2 separate regions of the Homo sapiens genome follow, and region 2 is linked to region 1. Evidence: read pairs that join two places in POLR2A ChIA-PET (ENCODE). Cell type or tissue: PC-9. All regions are shown on one strand. Links, peaks and the distances in the headings refer to the core of each region. The heading gives the core; the rest is flanking DNA.

Region 1 (9,551 bases), core at 530-8,529:
GATGGATCACGAGTTCAGGAGATCGAGACCATCCTGGCTAACACGGTGAAACCCTGTCTCTACTAAAAATGCAAAAAATTAGACGGGCGTGGTGGCAGGCGCCTGTAGTCCCAGCTACTCGGGAGGCTGAGGCAGGAGAATGGCGTGAACCCAGGAGGTGGAGCTTGCAGTGAGCCGAGATCGCGCCACTGCACTCCAGCCTGGGAGACAGAGTGAGACTCCGTCTCAAAAAAAAAAAAAAAAAATATATATATATATATATATATATATATACACACACACACACACATCTATATATATTTATATATTTAAAATACAAGAGGCTGAGTTTGAGGTTATAGTGAGCTACGATTGAACAACTGCACTCTAACCTGGACAACAGAGAACCTGTCTCAAACAAAAAAAAAAGTAAAAATAGTAAATGTTATGTTATATATATTTACACACACACACACACACACACACACACAGTCATTTTCCACCAGTACAGGGTCAGACTGCCTTATCTCCTATTCTGACCCACAAAGGCTATGACTGAACCACTGCACTCCAACCTGAACAACACAGAACCCATCTCAAATTTTAAAAAAAGTAAAAATGGTAAATGTTATGTTATATATATTTTTTCACACACAAAGATTGTCATTTTCCACCAGTACAGTGTCAGACTTTACCTTATCTCCTATTCTGACCCACAATACATTTTTTTTTTCGGTAATGATTTCAGTTGCCCTGAAGTCCTGGTTCTTAGGCTATTAACAGAGCTTTGAGGCAAGATACCCACTTACTGTTACTTGTATCAAACAGCAATAACCCAATTCTACAACTTCCTTTGTTAGAGCTCCCTTTGCTGACCCCATTTTGAGTCACCTTACGCAAGAAAGACGTCAGGACAGGCCAGAGAGCCAAAGGAAAGAGATTGGAAGAGTCTGAAGCCATAGCGTCCACACCAACTGGATTGTCCAGTTTCTGCTTCCTTCCCCTCTGTACTATTTTTGGGAGGTGTAATGTGATCTTAGGAATATTAGAGTAAGTATGAAAAACCATAGGGGCGGAGGGGTCAATGCCAACTAGTTCTGTCCCTTCTTTGCTGCTGAATTCTAGGCCTTTCCATTAGCCCATAGCACTCAAGCTACAGCTGAGTCATTTGAGTCATTTGAGAATATTCATTGAGAATAGTCATTTGAGAAGATTCCCATCCTTCCCACTCCCTCTGTCCTTATGTTGGCTGGACTCTCATCCAGGGCTGGAGTAAATGGTTCAGTGCATCACAGTCAAGACTGTTTTCTTCATGACAACCCAGGTCTGTGTGGCAGTGGTGAAGGTGGTAGTGGGAGGTTACATGGTAAATTTTCTCAGACCTCAGAACATCTCTGTTGCTTTCGAATAAACTTTCTTGAATTTTGTGGGTTTTCTTGTTTTTTTTTTTTTTTTTTTTTTTTTGCGGGGGGGGGGTTTTGTAGACAGGGTTTTGCTCTCCCACCCATGCTGGTATGCAGTGGCAGAATCACGGCTCACTTCACCCTGGACCTCCTGGGCTCATTCTCAGCCTTCCTTGTAGCCGGGACCACAGGTGCAAGCCACCAGGCCCAGCTAATTTCTTCATTTATTTTCAAGACAAGGTCTTGCTCTGTCATCCAGGCTGGGGATCGGTGCAATCACCGATCATTGCAGCCTTGACCTCCTGGGCTCAGGTGATTCTTCCCACCTCAGCTTCCCAAGTAGCTGGGACTACAAACACATGCCACCATACCTGGCTAATTTTTTGTATTTTTTGTAAAGACAAGGTTTCGCCACGTTGCCCAGGTTGGTCTCAAACTCTTGGGTTCAAGTGATCCTCTCACCTCAGCCTCTCAAAATGTTGTGATTATAGTGAGTCACCTTCCCTGGCCTTGAATTTTATAATCACATGGACATTGTGTATTTCATAAATTTTAGTTTTTCCTCTTTAAATTATTAGGAAACTCAAAGTCAAATTTTAAGTCAATGCTAGCAAAGTAAATGGAATCTTATTGCATATGTTTTGAATCTTACTCTCAATTTCACCTCATTTTTATCTTGATAGACTTTGTGTATGTATGTGTACACACCTCTACTCCAAAACCTATAAAATACAGGCAGGATAAATATGACTAGCTAAAAATTCAAATTATTTGTTATATATAGTCCTCTATTAACAACTGTTGGTGGTAGAGGTATTGAGGGAATAGAAACTTACATATTTTGAACAGTTTTACATTCATGATTTTATTGAATCCTCACCAAGCCACATGAGGTAAGCAGGGCTGACAATATTTACATTTTACAGTGGGCGGGAGATGGGTAGGATGTCAGGGAAATTAAACTGTCCCAAGGTCACCAAGAGTAAAGAATAGGAAAGCATATTAAGCCCACAACTCAAAAATTCAATTCACAGCCTGGCACAGAGGCTCATGCCTGTAATCCCAGCACTTTGGGAGGCCGAGGCAGGAGGATTGCTTGAGCCCAGGAGTTCAAGACCAGCCTGGGCAACATAATGAAACCCTGACTTTACAAAAAACACAAAAATTAGCCAGCTGTGGTGCCGCGGGCCTGCAGTCCCAGCTGCTTGGGAAGCTGAGGCAGGGGGCTTGCTTGAGCCAGGGAGGTTGAGCCTGCAGTGAGCCATGTTGGTGCCACCACACACCAGCCTGGGTGAGAGAGAGAGACCCTGTCTCTAAATAACTACATAAAATTCAAGTCACTACTCTCTATGTTACAGTTCTAGACTGTTTCTCTCACTCCTGCCTCATTTGTTTTTCCTGAAAAATTATCCTTTATCTGTCTAAACATGTTTGGGTAAATCTTCAAGTGCTAGCCTGGATTTTATAGCCACTTTTTCAGTTTAGACAATTACCCATTTTCTTTCTTCTATCAGATCTACCAGCAGTATGTCTTCACTTTCTCAGACCTCTTTTCTATGTTGATACCAGAGACAGTTATTCACGCCTTTCCCATTCCTGCAGAATATCCTTTGCATGAAGTAATGAAACTGGCACTGGACTGGGGATGAATTCTTTACCAACTGTGTGGCCATGAGCTTGATACTTCACTGTGCTACTTTCAGTTTTATCATCTGTAAAATGTGGTGGTTGGAGACTTCTGAGTTCCCTTTCAGCTTTCTGCTTCTGTGAATTGTAAACTCATACTTTGCTACCTTTTATTTATTTATTTATTTATTTATTTGAGATAGAGTCTCGCTCTGTCGCCCAGGCTGGAGTGCAGTGGCGTGATCTCTGCTCACTGCAACCTCCGCTTCCAGGATTCAAGCGACTCTTGTACCTCAGCCTCCGGAGTAGCTGGGATTACAGGTGCCTGCCACCACACCCAGCTAATTTTTGTATTTTTAGTAGAGATGCGGTTTTGCCATGTTGGCCAGGCTGGTTTCAAACACCTGACCTCAAGTGATCCACCTGCCTTGGCTTCCCAAAGTGCTGGGATCACAGGAGTCTCCACCACACCCAGCCTCGGCCTTTACTTTAGTCAAGATTTTTTCTGCTGGTCATCTCAGCAGCTCAGTTGAATATCATTTTTCAATTGGACATCATTTTTGGTCTTCTGCAGTTTATTGTGGTGTGTCGAAGATAAGAAGGATGCGACCATATGCTTACCTTTGATTATGATTACAGCCAGCTAACCATCAACATTGTATTTTAAAAAACTGAATCCTGAAGCCTTTCCTAAGGCAGATACAATGGCGAGAGCTTTGGGGAGCAATTCTAAATGAATTAAATATTCTATTTAACTACTCATTAAGAGAATGACTTTGAGTAACAAACTCCCCATAGTTTTCTGAGCCTTAGTTTCTTCATTTTTGTGATGGGAATGACAAAGTCTAAGCCACTTATGCAGTAGGAAGGTTAAAGGTGATGACCTGTGTGGAAGGCCTGTGAAAGGCAAATTCAATGCCCTGCTAGTTATACTGACAATTCCACCCTTGTGATAATGCCCTGTCTTGCATTAGCCATACTCCTGACCTTGTTTTCTATCAGAACGCAAGTCTAGAAAAAGTAACCATTGTTCCTGTCATTTACATATTAATTCACCAAACATTTACTGAAGATCTACTGTGGCACTTTGCTTATAAGCTTTCAAGGATGAATAAAATAACTGCATTTTCAAGAAGCCCATAGCTCAGTGGACAGACACACAAATAAATAACTGATGTAGAATGTGAAGAGAGCGGTCTTAGATGAGTGTAAGATGTTAGAGAACACAGAGGAGATTGACCAATTCCGCCTATGGGAGTTGGGAAACAACATTAAATTGGTCCTTGAGAAAATGGGTGAAACAGGGAGACAACTTCAGGGTCTTCTGGGCAAAAAGAATCATACAAACAAGGAAAAAGAGGGATGAACATGTATGGTATATTTGGGAGGTGATAAAAAGGGAAAACTCAGTCATTTTTTGTGGCTAGGATGAGGAGGCAGCCGAGAGAGACTGAGCAGGAGGGGAGTCTGGAAAAGTAGGCTGATAAAAAAATTAGATATATTATATACCAAATTGGAGAAAGGCCATGAGATTTCAGAGAGAAAACAATTCAAATATACCATGAGATTGTTTTGTAATCTTGATTATTAGTTATAGAGAAGATTAGGCTGCTGTATCGGAGACCTGAAAACACTGTAGCTTAAAAAAAACACAACTACGGTAGCCTAAATATAATCTATGCTGGAGAAGCGGCTCTGCTCCAGGAGGTTATTTAGGAACGCAGGTTCCTTTCATCCCGTAGCTCTTTTGTCTCCCAGGGAATTGTCCGGGTCTTTGTAGTTGAAGTTGGTATTTCAGTATCATTGCTGTCTTTGGAAAGGGCCACAAGTTCAGGACAAATCTATCTTTCTTTCTTTCTTTTCTTTCTTTTCTCTCTTTCTTTCTTTCTTTCCTTTCTCTCTCTCTCTTTCTCTCTTTCCTTTCTTTCTCTTTCTTCTCTCTCTCCCCTTGCTGCTCCCCACCACCTTTCTCCCTTCCTTCCTTTCCTTCCTTTTCCTTTTCTCCTTCCCTCCTTCACTCATTTCTTTCTCCTCTTTATCTTCTTTCTCCTCTTTCTCTCTTTCTTTCTTTCCTTTTTTTTTTTTTTTGTGACAGGATCTCACTCTTATTGCCCAGGCTGGAATGCAGTAGTGTGATCATAGCTCACTGCAGCCTCAATCTCCAGGGCTCAAGCAATCTCCTGCCTCAGCCTCCTGAGTATCAGGGACTACAGATGTGTGGCATCATGCCCAGCTAAATTTTTTATTTTTATTTTTTGCAGAGACAAAGTCTATCTATGTTGCCCAGACTTGTCTTGAACTCCTGTGGCTCAAGTGATCCTCCTGCCTTGGCCTTTGAAAAGGCTGGGGTTATAGGCATGAGCCACTATGCCTGGCCCAGGACAAATTTCTTTTAAGCAAGTGTCATGAAGTTGCAGCCAACAATTCTGCTCACAGAACTTAATCATGTGTCATATTTAGTTGCAAGGAAGGCTAGGAAATATTAACTTTATTTTTATTTTATTAGGATTTTATTTTAATAGGATTGGTTCTCAAACATGGTAGGGAGGGATCAAACTCTCTTGAGGAACTTTTTTTTTTTTTTTTTTTTTTTTGAGCTGGAGTCTCGCTCCTTTGCTCAGGCGGGAGTGCAATGGCATGATCTCAGCTCACTGCACCTCCGCCTCCCAGGTTCAAGCGATTCTACTGCCTCAGCCTCCTGAGTAGCTGGGACTACAGATGTGTGCCACCAAACCCAGAGAATGTTTGTATTGTTAGTGGAGATGGGGTTTCACCATGTTGGCCAGGCTGATCCCGAACACCTGGCCTCAAGCGAGCTGCCTGCTTTGGCCTCCCAAAGTGCTGGGATTACAGGTGTGAGCCACTGTGCTCAGCCTAATATTGACTTTAAATAGCTCATCTGTGTATCTAAGAATAGAGAAAGAACAGATTTGGGAGTGGGGAGGCAATAGTCTGCCACAACTTGCTTATTTGGGAACCTCATCAATTCCTAGATTAATTTCGCTTGTAGTGTTTATCATTTATATTGCAATGTGTGTCCTTTGAATGCCTGTGTTGATTACTTTGTCTAAAAAGTGATTTGAATGATCTAGGATTTATACAGGCAAATCAAGAAAATGTGAAATATATCTCTGTGTGTCAACATTCAACTTCGTTCACAAATTAAAACTTAAGTTGATTATTAGAAAAATATTGCAATTTTGAATTATGTTTCTAATTCTGTAAAACTCTAACATTCTAGTTTCCATATCAATGTCTTGCAAGAGGATTAAGTTTTTATTTGGGTCAACAAAGCAAAATTCCTGGAAGAGCCTACTATTTTCAAGGCATAAAGCCAACCTACACAGAAACATGAGGCTCTCAATGGGGTTAGCAACCCAAATTCACCCTACTAGATTTGCACCTGATTTCCAGTGGCATGGTGGAGCCAAGGTTACTGGAATGCAAATTCACAAAGGTGGGAAGAATTGATGTAGTGTAAACGTTTAAGCCATGTGAACTACTATTACTGGTATTATTTTAATATTATTTAATATTAGGTTTAAGGATATTAGAAGCAGCAATTTGTGGAGTAAGTAGAGCCTATTTCACTAACAGATCTTATTATACATCTTCTGGCTATTTGAATTTTGAGAAGAGTCTGGGAAAAATTTACTCCTAAATTGCCTCTGTTGATCAAAGTCCCCGAAAACCAGTATCAGCGGAGGGTCTTCCTTGTTTCCTTACCTCTCTTTCATGCTCTACTCCTTCTTCCCTTTCTCTCTTTTTCTCATTCATTCCAGCGGTGCCATAGCTCAGGACTGCATCTTTTCTCATATCTTTCTAACCACTCTCTTTGCCTCCACTACTAGAATGATATTTCTAATTTGTAAATCTTATTTTGTATATCTCTTGGTTAAATACAGCCCCTCCAGTGAAGGTTCAAAGGGTTCACAATGCTCTCCACCACCTTGGCTCTGCCTGCCTTTCTAAGGTCATCTCTAGTTACAGTAATACTGTCCAGTGCCGCCTAAGGACGTTTCAGTCAATGAGAGACCACAGATACAATGGTGGTCCTATAAGATTATATAATACTGTATTTTTATTGTACCTTTTCTATGTTTAGATATAGGAATGCTTACCATTGTGTTACAGTAGCCTATAATATTCAGTAGAGTAACCTGCTGTACAGAGCTGAGCCTAGGAGCAATAAGCTATACCACATAGCCTAGGTGTGTATAAGGTTATACCATCTAGGTTTCTGCAAGTATACTCTACGATGTTCTTACAACGACTAAATCGCCTAACAACGTATTTCTCAGAATGTATCCCTGTCATGAAGTGACACATGACTATACAAGCTAATCCTAACTAGACAACTAGCCACAATTGAATACATCCCCATTCTTTGGCCTGTTGCATACACTGACATCATTGCGTTTTCCTGGAGAGGAATGCCCTGCCCCTCACCTGTCTACCTGACTAATGCATATTTCTGTCCCAACACAAATGTCTCTTTTTTAGGCCTTAATGACTGTCTCTGCCTTAATGACCCAGACAAAATGAATCATTCTATCACCACTGCCCATTTTATACATATATATGTGTGTATATATATATATATATATATGTTGGACATAACGCTTATTACATTACACTATTAGTTAGCTTTATGTCTTATCTACCCCATTGCACTGAAAGCTTGTTAGAGGCAGGGATAATGTCTCATTCTTTGCTGTATCCCTAGCTCTTAGCACCTTCAATGAGCCTATATTGAGCACACATAATGTACTAGTTAATTTACATATGTTATCTATCTCCCATTTTCCAGATCAGAAATCTAAAGCTTGCAGAGGTTTTGCCTGAAAAAAAAAAAAATACACATGGTAGAACCAACATTAAAACCTAAGTTGAGGCCAGGCTTGGTGGTTCACACCTGTAATCCCAGCACTTTGGGAGGCCGAGGTGGGCGGATCACAAGGTCAGGAGATTGAGACCATCCTGCCCAACATGGTGAAACCCGGTCTCTATTAAAAATACAAAAATTAGCCAGGCATGGTGGCGGGTGCCTGTAGTCCCAACTACTGAGGAGGCTGAGGCAGGAGAATCACTTGAACCCAGGAGGCAGAGGTTGCAGTGAGCCGAGATCGCAGCACTGCACTCCAGCCTGGGCAACAAGAGCAAAAACTCTGTCCAAAAAAAAAAACCTAAGTTGGACTCTGAAGCCAATGCTATGTTGTCAATGCTATGTTGTTGTTGACTAGATGGAGATATAAAAGGTCACTTTGGAAATGGTGCCAACCTACCATATCAAACTGAGTTAATGCACTACAGACAATGCACACAAAATTCACTGTTACCACCTACTTACAAGGCCTGGCCTGCTTAGCATCAGAGATTATTCAGACCATAGTATCTACAGAGCAATGCAGTACAGGTTGACACCTCTTCTGCATCTCAACGGTTCTTACCTTTTGACAAAACCTTCCACTCTCACAATAGGTTGATGTCTTGTTTTACAGGTGTTATGTAACCATCTCAAGGTCACACAGTCTAGTACCAGCTAAACCAGGCCCAAAACTTTTTTTTTTGGTTACTTAAAAAAATTGTTATTATTATTATTATTGTATTTTTAGTAGAGACGGGGTTTCACCATGTTGGCCAGGCTGGTCTCGAGATCCTGACCTGGTGATCCACCTGCCTCGGCCTCCCAAAGTATTATTTTTTATTTAAACTGAAGCCGCTACATCACATCAAGTGTATTTCTAGGTGAGAGTAGTACACCAAGTGGAAATGGATGCTCAGTGGAGGAGGCTAGGATTAAATGCCACAGGCTTGCTACAGCCAAGAGCATATCTGCATCTATGAGGGGCAGACCAGAACAGCAAAGCTAATGCCAAGGCCAGCCACAGTACGGCTACATCAGTCGACTAGTTGTAGAGAGCAAGACCGAAGCAAAAAATGTGATTCAACATAAAATATGAGGTTTCTCTAACCTCCAATTTAACTATGCAAGGTCCTGTTATTAATTAATTAGGTACCTTCACCAAGGACAGTTAAGAAAATCAGACAACTGCCAGGTTGCTTCCTATTACTCTTGACTTCTTACTGGATACTTTTAATCAAGCCAGGTAAGCACACGTTTTCCTCTAAGTTATTCAGCAAAATGTCCTATGCTCCTTAACTGACTCAAAGCAAACACAATTTTTTTTTTTTGAGACAGAGTCTCGCTCTGTCACCAGGCTGGAGTGCAGTGGTGTGATCTTGGCTCACTGCAACCTCCGCCTGCTGGGTTCAAGCGATTCTCGTGCCTCAGCCTCCCAAGTAACTGGGATTACAGGCACGCGCCACCACACCCGGCTAATTTTTGTAATTTTGGTAGAGACGGGGTTTCACCATGTTGGGCAGGATGGTCTCGATCTCCTGACCTTGTGATCCGCCCACCTCGGCCTCCCAAAGTGTTGGGATTACAGGCGTGAGCGACCGTGCCCAGCCAGCAATCACATTTTTAAAAACAACAACGAAAACCGCAGTAGCCTGGTTGTGTGCTTTCCATTTAAAGAG
Region 2 (9,551 bases), core at 538-8,537, 150 kb after region 1:
GGGCACCTATAATCCCAGTTACTCGAGAGGCTGAGGCAGGAGAATCACTTGAACCCACAGGGCAGAGGTTGCAGTAAGCTGAGATCAGGTCACTGATCTCCAGCCTAGGTGAAAAAGCGAAACTCAGTCTCAAAAAAAAAAAAACCTCTACCCTTTATTATTGCTTGCATACTTTGTAAAAGAATTTTTTCCAACCACTAGCCTCAATTATTTCTAAACTATTTTTAAACATTTATTAGATATATGGATTTGGCATATATAAGGAGTCTAGTTAGGCTTAAAACTATCTAAGGAACTACCAACTATCTAACATTTAAATAATAGAACAAAGAAGCCGGGTGCGGTGGCTCACACCTGTAATCCCAACACTTTAGGAGGCTGAGGCAGGCGGATCACGAGGTCAGGATATCGAGACCCTCCTGGCTAACACGGTGAAACTCCGTCTCTACTAAAAATACAAAAAATTAGCCGGGCGTGGTGGCGGGCGCCTGTAATCTCAGCTATTTGGGAGGCTGAGGCAGGAGAATGGCGTGAACGCGGGAGGCGGAGCTTGCAGTGAGCCGAGATCGCGCCATTGCCCTCCATCCTGGGTGACAGAGCGAGACTCCGTCTCAAAAAAAAAAAAAGAAAAAAGGCGGGCGGATCACGAGGTCAAAAGATCAAGACCATCCTGGCTAACATGGTGAAACCCTGTCTCTACTAAGCATAGAAAAATTAGTGGGGCGCAGTGGCCCACGCCTTAGTCCCAGCTACTCAGGAGGCTGAGGCAGGAGAATCACTTGGACCCGGGAGGCAGAGGTTGCAGTGAGCTGAAATCGCGCCACTGCACTCCAGCCTGGAGACAGAACGAGACTCCGTCTCAAAATAAATAAATAAATAAATAAATAAATAACGCATAATAGCTTCTATTTGGGGGTGGCAGGTAAACTATGGCATGTCAGGTCCCATCGGCATTTTCCGCCAATGATAGGGAGGCATGTTTTATGCCCCTGTCTTTCTGTTGATGAGAAAGGAGCAAGTGAAGAACTCCTTGGGTCTTAAGGAACAAGGACTAGAAACCCCACAATATTAGTGTTTCTGTTTTTTGTAATGATCTGTCACCTCCTGTTTGTTTTCAAAACCCATGAGATTTTAACTCTGCATGTGTGTGTACATGTGTGTTTCTTCCCTGTTCATATTGCCTCCCTATCCATCAGAGAATATCTTAAATGCCACTGGGATACTTGATGCCATCCCCTCCATTTGTGGGTTTGTGGGCTAGTCCAGCAACAGGCTTTGGAGAAGTTACTCGCTACTTTATTATAACATACTTAAACTCAATAGCAATTCAGGCCTTACTGGGTATTTACCTAATTTATTGTGGCAATGCGGTATTTAGACCACTGATTAAGTGAAGTTTGTCAGTATAGTTAAAAGAAATTAGAGACACTATCATTGCTAAATCACTTTACAATTCAAAGAAGAATTGTAAACATATGAATCCATTTAATTATAATAGTGCCAATTATAAGAGAAATTGTAACGCTGGGAACAGTGGCTTTTATGTAATCATAATAATGGCATGTATTTATCTTGGTTTGGCAAGTTAGGCCTTTCTTTAATACTTGGCTTTGCCTAAATAGAATGTGGTTTGCTGAAACCCACAATAACCCCCACACCCTCCAATTTGTTATTGCAGAAAATACTGAACAATAATCATGCGGTATGAATGATTAATGTATGCATGGGTTAGTAAGTATATTTGAGGTTTAAAAAGTGTTTTTATTTACATTCTTCTGTTGGCTGAAGGTATAAAACAAATAAATATAAATCCACATGTTAAATATTCTCATCCCTTTCCATACAGATACTTGCAGTGTGAATACAATCATAGCTTTAATTCATTGTTTCTGTGCTTTTTTGGTTTACTCAACACGTGTCTTTTAAATATATTTCAACTGTAGTATTTGATAGTAATCCATTTTTTAATTTACTAAGTACTTTGAATATAGCTTCCCCAAAACATAGAAATAATCAATTTAATAATATCTGAAGATTGGCAAACTTCATTTATAATGTTGTGTTCAAATAATACTATCAGAATAACAGTTGTTTGAAGAGTGTATGTATAAAAATTACATTCTCTATTTAATAAGATTACTATTATTATTGAGGAAGAGGTGCTATCTAGTGGTATAAACAAAATTATTATGGAATTGAAACATTTCTACACTTTGGTGTCAGGGTTTTCATTTATTTCTGTTTCCTGCTTCCAGAAAGATAATTTGCAGCAGTTTCACACTGTGTATTAGTAGATGTGGAAGGAAATCCTACTTTGCTGAGAAAAGAAGGAAGGAATTTAAGTTTAAAAGGGATCTGACAAAAACTTATTTAAAAATTTTTATTTTAAGAATAAATAGACCTTCCATAGACACTTAGCATTTATTGTAAAAGCTGTATTTTATAGAGAACAGTAGAAATCCAAATCGTTGATAGTTTTGCAAGACATAGCCAAAAAGTGAAGATAAATGGTGGATTTTAAAAATTGGCATCCTGAAAGAGTTAATATTTTTATTAGTTGAAATTTGATATAAAATTGTGGGCAACCCATGACATGGTTTGGAGTACTTGATTATTCTTTTCTCAATAAATAAGAGTGGCGTACAGTTAATTTCAGCACTGTAATTGAGCAATGCATTCTGGGAAGTTAAAAAGCACTGTAAGATGAGGAAATGTTTTAGGGACTAATCATGAGAAGAAAGGAGCCTTTCATAGCCCGTATGATGCTGTTGTCAGAGCTAAAGGCAGATAATGATTCGGTAATAATGGCACATTGTGAATATTTAAGCTGAAAAGATTTGGGCAAAATGAACAGACATTGTTGGTTTGTTAAAACTGAGCGTTTGGTCTTTGGGCTTCAAAAGCACTCTGAACTCTGTACAACATTTTTGTTCACAAATTTTCTCTAAAACAAGATACTTTTAAAATAAGTTATGTTAAACACTATCACTATATGAAGTTTTAAAGTGATCTACGTGTTTTAAGTTTTACTGTAGAAATGGATAGTGTGGGCTCTTTGTTATGGAGAAGTTTAAAAAGTTTTACGGTTTTCTTACACATATTTTAAATTTAGTTGGCAGAAGCAACACCTTTAAAGAATATTCTCATAGCAATGATGTAAAATATTAAATCTAAGTCCAAGAGTATCCAGTTGCAAAGAAAGTCAAGTAATTTGCATTATGTTTCTAAGGTTTCCGTTATACCGTTTAGAGTCTTGCAGTTGGGTTTCTATGTACCTTGCCTTTTCTCCTCATTAGCATATTTTCAACCTGTTTGTTTTCATTCTTGAATCATCTGTTACATGCAGATGTATTCAGCTCTAGTTTCCCATTTTGGGGTGAATGTTACCAGGAGTTTAAAGGTTGAGTCCTTATAGTCTTTCTTTAACTTAGGAAAAGAAGAGAATTGAGCCCTGAGAGCTGAGAGGTATAGTTTCAAACTTACTAACTTTAATGATGGGTATTTAGAGTCAGTACCACATCTGGTAAAAAGCTAGATTCTGTTTTGCTAAAGTATAGGTAAAACACTGTTATGCTGAAATAATGCTTTATAGAACTTTAAAAATGTGATTCAATTAGAATACTCCTTTAGAGTAGGTTTTAAGACAGAATTCAACCTTCATATATGTAAGATATGTATATCTCCAGTGAGCTCTCATTTATTATATATATGCTACAGTGACATAAATAATTCCAAGTCTGGTATTTCCTTTATAAATATACTTTTCATGTGCAGTTTTATACAAAGACTGAAATGAAACAGATTTCTGAGGCTATACAAATGTTTTTTCTTGAGGAAGAAATGATTACTTATTAAAATGGCTTCACAATTTAAACCAAAATAACTTTTTTTTGTTTCTGCTCTGAAATTTTTTTGAAGGGAAAAAATGTTGCCGAATGTTTACACTAACATTCATTTTTACCCATATGCTTTAAATCTGTGTATTTGTTTAACCAAATATTGTTTATTTTTAGAACTGTTTAATCTTTCTTTTTAACTGGAATTTTTTAACAGCAGTTCTTTGAAAATTAAATTGAATAAAATTTCACTATTTAAAGAACATTTTCTTTAGGAGTTTTAACCAAGAAGTAAATCATTTATTACCATTAGGTGAGACTACTCTTTGGCCAGGAAATAGAGACCAGAAGCAAAAATAAAATAGAGCAAATGTTTACCAGGAAAATGTGTTGTAATCCAAGCATATTCTTGTGTCATTTTTTTAAAAAAAGTAGCTTTAATGAAAGGTGTCACATGCAGCTATGAGTAGAAGAACCTTTCCCTGTACTTTGCAAGGAGACAAAATATGGATTTTGATGGACCTGTACAAACTTACAGTTTTTCAGGTTTCATAAAGGGAATTGAGAATATAAAATGAGACTACTTGGAAACTCCACAAATTTTAACTTATTTTTAGAATATAAGATAAACATTTCAAATTATATTTTAAAAATTTTATGATCACTTGTTGACTTTCTCTGAGATTCCACGATTCCAGAATTGTTTTTTTGTAAATATTTTGTCTGAATGTGGAATTCTCATTTGATAATAAACAGTAATTTTATTTAGAATGATAGCTATCCTCCACCTCTTCTCTGTATTTCTATTTATTAAAATTTACATTTTCTAATTGGACAACTCTGTGACCAAAATCTAGATCATTAGGGTGCTAAATTCTATTAACAAATACTTTGAGGTTTTCTGAGGATATCAACTAAAACTTCATCTCAGAAACCTTCTAGAAAAATTAAATTTTGTTTTAAATAATTAAAACCCATATTCAGAAACCAGCCTGTTTGAAAACTGACCTCTCTATTTACATATTACCAGAGGGTTCTTGCCTAATATGAAGAAAAAAGCTTGTGTTAGAGTTGGGTTTTATTTGGAGGTGGGGAGGACTTTTAATGCTGATAAGATAGAATTTTACTTATTGAGATACATACAGTAAGGTCAGTTAGACACTGTGTTTAAAATAGGGAAATTATTACTTAGTTTTTAATATTAGTTTAATATTTAAAAATTAGTTTTAAAAATATATTTAAAATTAGTTTATTGTCTTGAACTTAACTTTTCAATTTAATTTTAAACAAGTTTACTTAAGTCTAACTTTTAAAAGCTCAAGTTAATATTAGCCAAAATATACTTCTTAATGCTTATCTCTTATGCTCCATAGAAAAAAGTGTGCTTTTTTGGTGAATTAAGATTTAAATATGTATGCATACTGTTGTCTCTCTTGGAGAGAGTCATGACGCACATTAATATATTAGAGGGTCTGAGAACTTTGTTTAAACTAGCAGTAGCCAAATTTATTTGTCAGTGGAATCCTTTTTTCATGCAACCCCCATTAACCTCCCAAAACACACTTTGAGAAATTATGCCCTTAGCCTTTTCTCTGCTTTTGAGTGAAGAAACTTATTCTGATTCAGTCCTGTTGGTGTAAAAATCATCTTCCTGCTGACCCTTCTGTTTATCTGAAGCCCTTAAAAATTAATAACGCTCTAGTCTCCATTTGGTACCAAGTGCCTGGTGGTGGGGGACTCTGTCTCAGAAGCAGTGATACTTGATTCAGTTGTCTCACCTCCTCTACTCATCTATCCAGTCCATTGCAATTTACTCTAAGTACTTCAAACTGTGTCCTTGGAAGACAGAGTTGCCTGGAGCTATTCCAAGTTGGCAAAGGGATGTTCTAATAAAGCTCTTAAGTGGTACTACTTGCTGATCAAGAGCAGAGGATAAGGGTGTTGAAAATGTGATGCTGCAAAGGTCATTTCATGAGGCACTAAAGTCCATTTTTAAAAGGTCTCCACTCCTTTCACCCCATAATTTTGAGTATTGGAAAGATTTACTAATGAAGCTCTTTGCTGTGTTATCCCTGCCAAGAAACAGACTTTAAAAATATATTATTTTCCAGATTCATGACATAGGAATCTATTGAACCCTTCCACCTTAAGTTTGCTCCATTCCTCAAAATGTGTTTCTATCACTTATATATTTTGTTTTTTGTTTTTTTAAAAAACAAAAAAAAAAGTCTGTGAGAAGGAAATTGATTTGAAGGTTTTAGCCTAAAACACAGTAAATACTCAATGTAAAGCCATTACATGAGTTTTTATGTCCATAGTACTTTTTTTTTTTTGAGACTGAGTCTCGCTTTGTTGCCAGGCTGGAGTGCAGTGGCCCAATCTCAGCTCACTGCAACCTCTGCCTCCCGGGTTCAAGTGATTCTCCTGCCTCAGCCTCCTGAGTAGCTGGGACTACAGGTGCATGCCACCATGCCCAGCTAATTTTTGTATTTTTAGTAGAGACGGGGTTTCACCATGTTGGCCAGGATGGTCTTGATCTCTTGACTTTGTGATCCGCCTGCCTCGGCCTCCCAAAGTGCTGGCATTACAGCTGTGAGCCATCGCGCCCAGCTCGTACTTTTTTTTTTTTTTTTTTTGCATGTGAAAGAGATGGAGCAACTATAGCAGGAAATTTTATTTTGTATCACCAAAAGGAAGTTTGCTTGTTCGTATCTACGATTGACATCTTCAGTACTTGCTGAATAAGCACAAATGATTCCTTTTCTATCGCAATATATATGTTTGCATCTACCTAAGAGATTTTAGATTTGTGAGTGTATGGAGCCCTCATTAGTATGAGAGATTAATTTATTTCAGTGTTTGAGCTGTTACTGAGCTTAAAATCTTAAAAAACACACACAATACAACACCAGCTCTGTAATCTTTTTACCGAGTAGACTATAATAATTCCAGAAGATTTAACATAGTTTATTAGATGAATGGCTTGCAACTTTAAGGGACCATAAACTTATATTTAAAAATTATCATAAGTAAAACAGGATTCTGACAGTAATGCATGTAATCTAATTCACTAATGTATCAGTTGTGAATACTTTTTAGATATCCAGTAAACTAAAATGAAACAGTGGACATACAACAAACATGTGTAACAGAAGAAAACCCAACTTTAGAAGAAAGTAGTATTTGTGTAATATTTAATGTGGTACGATAGTAGTAGCATTACAAGATTAGTGATCAGCTGGGGTTATTAAACCAAAGTTTGCCTCATGCTGTCGACGTTAAGCAGCCACTTGGTAAAGCCTGGGAAGTAACATGTGCCTCAACAGTTAGCACTTAAAGACTGTGTTTTAACGAGTCTCCAGATATGTATTTACATGATAGACCATACTAACACCTTTTAGTGTTATCTGTCAATCAAGATTTCATAATATTCCTTTACAAAATGTATCTGCTGTCCACATCCATTATCCTACTCTACTTACTTTGTATTTTTATGTATTTATTAGGAATTCATAGTCACCTGACCTCTTGGCAGCCATCCCTAAACTTCACATTAACCCTGCTTCTCAGGGATTGCAGGGGTCATTTTAACCCCCATGAACCTGAAAGGTCCAAATAATTCAGTCCAAAGATGGTTGAAAAGGGATCTGCAAAGTCTCCTCCCACAAAGAAATGCTTTATTTCATGCATTTGGCAACCAACCCCTCCCATCTTTTTATTTTTATTTTTATTTTTGGTAAAGGGATTTTACATCAGACAGATATTATTAAAAAATTTTATTTAACACTCAGACACATTTTATTCTAAAACGAATGCTTGCTCAAGAGTCTAAGAAGGCTTCATGGGAAGAGCAAAGCAATCTAAGCCATATGTATTGGGCAGGTTGCCAGTTGTTTGCCAATATGCCCAAGCCACCTGGCTGTGCATTCAGCCAAGTATGCCATTCCGACCAGCCAGCTTTAACCTCCCGGCTGCTTTTCAGCACTTAGGAAACTCCAAAGGCCTGGGAGCTGCACTTCATTTCTCCCATGCCAATAGTTTTCACTTATACAAACTGCACAGCTACACTGACCGGTAACTCTCAAACGCCCATTTTGAATGAGCTCTCCTTTTGTTTAAAGCACCATTCACTGGTGTTGAACCAGTGCCATAAGATGAGTCTGGAGATAGCAGACTGAAACCTTTACCCATATGCCATAGACAGACACTTTGACTGACAAGCAGCATTTTTTTCCCAAGCCTGTAGCGACAGGGTTTTGTGATTCTGGTTTGCTGAGATTTGGATTGGCTTTATTTGCCGCTGGTTTCAATTTTATTTTGGGTGGTTCTAACTTTTAAATGTTTGGAAACGTTTGTTCATTTGATTTTCCCTTTTTGTTTAGTTTAGAAATTGGTTGAGCTGTTTCATAATTTATCAAGCTTGATTTCATAATCTTTGGCAATCTAGGTCAGGAATCATGCAGAACAGGCACGATTTGATGATGGGATCTTGAAGACTGATTCGTTCTTTTTAAAAGTCACGATAGAGAAAGCTTTACTCCTGAAAGGCGGTATTCTTTCTTTCATCAGGGCGTAAAAATTATATAATGCCTTGTTTCCCTTTTTGCCTTGGCTCCCAAGAAACTCAGAGATAAGTTTAATTCTTAACCTTGGTGAATATTTCAGCCTAAGTTTTTGCCCCCACTACTTCTCTAACCCCTGCAGTTTTTGTTCATGTTTTTCTTCTTTTATGGACTTAAATGTGTATGTGTGCTAATTTACTATATGTTTATGAACCATCTCAAATTATTTTTGGAAGGTAGATGAAGTAACCAGTAAGTAAATAAAACTTCAGATTAGAAACTTTAGTCTATTCCTAATTAAAATCTTTAAGTGGCCTTGTCTGGTATCATAAGCAGGTGTTTCAGATTCATTATCTCAGGTTTTAAATGAGGAAAGCTGTGAATATTTAAGCCTAGAAGTTTCATTATTATAAATTTTTGTGCTAGCCTTTGGACTGACCAATTTATTATTTTCTATCACTATTGTGGTCTGTACATTCTCAAGTTGATGCCATTTCCCTCTTCCCGGCTCAATGACCACTATCTCTCAGATCTTGAAGATCTGTTTTGGCTTGGTTCCAATTTAATCAGTCTGAATGGATCCTATTGAGTAACTTGACTCATTCACCCTGCTAAAGAGAGTCTGAATACACTATTTCTGAAGGTTTTTTTAAACCTATTATAATGTTCTTTTTTATTAGAATTGTCAGTCATTTCAGGAAAAACATGTGATCTGTATGTAAGTGTGTTTTGAGAGTCCATTTTTCATCCCATTAATAAGACCCATTCGAATTGTAGCATTTTGGCCAAAGTCCTGTGACACACTCAACAAAGCCGTGAGCAAGGTGGAGTTGCACCAGCTCACAAGATGGATAGACAGAGCTGGGGGAAGTGTCCCAGCGGGTTTTTGCAGTCTGTCAGAGGAGCTGCAGCTGTAACCACCCATCTGTGCATCCTTGGCTTGGACTGGGCTTCAGTATTGAACACTTACCCTGAAGAAAGATGTTCAAAGAAATGGATGGTGTGGCTCAAATAATAATGGCCAAAATGTGACAGGGTTAATGTTGGAAGAGAAAAACTATTATGTTCCAGAAACTATGAGATTTAGCTTTTTGGCATTTCTAAAATTTTAAAATTTCTGCAGTATTCAATTCATTCATTCATTTTGTTTTTT

Evidence for each region. Peaks named below come from ENCODE experiments on the same cell type or tissue, not always from the same donor. Only the 100,000 strongest peaks of a DNase experiment are listed, where the experiment ranks them.
Region 2: POLR2A ChIA-PET joins it to region 1 with 14 read pairs; 9 of 35 experiments call an interaction of 5 or more read pairs at or near these places.

Annotation. Positions count from the first base shown.
Region 1 is chr1:61,066,660-61,076,210 of GRCh38, forward strand. No RefSeq gene overlaps it. Among named protein-coding and RNA genes, the nearest start is that of NFIA, 11 kb to the right of the region's middle. In PC-9, for the core only: no CTCF peak of the experiment used is centred there; a DNase peak (open chromatin) is centred at 962; H3K4me3 peaks cover 756 bases; H3K27ac peaks cover 1,594 bases.
Region 2 is chr1:61,219,101-61,228,651 of GRCh38, forward strand. All of the region lies in intron 2 of NFIA (nuclear factor I A), which reads left to right. Among named protein-coding and RNA genes, the nearest start is that of NFIA-AS1, 30 kb to the right of the region's middle. In PC-9, for the core only: no CTCF peak of the experiment used is centred there; no DNase peak of the experiment used is centred there; H3K27ac peaks cover 564 bases.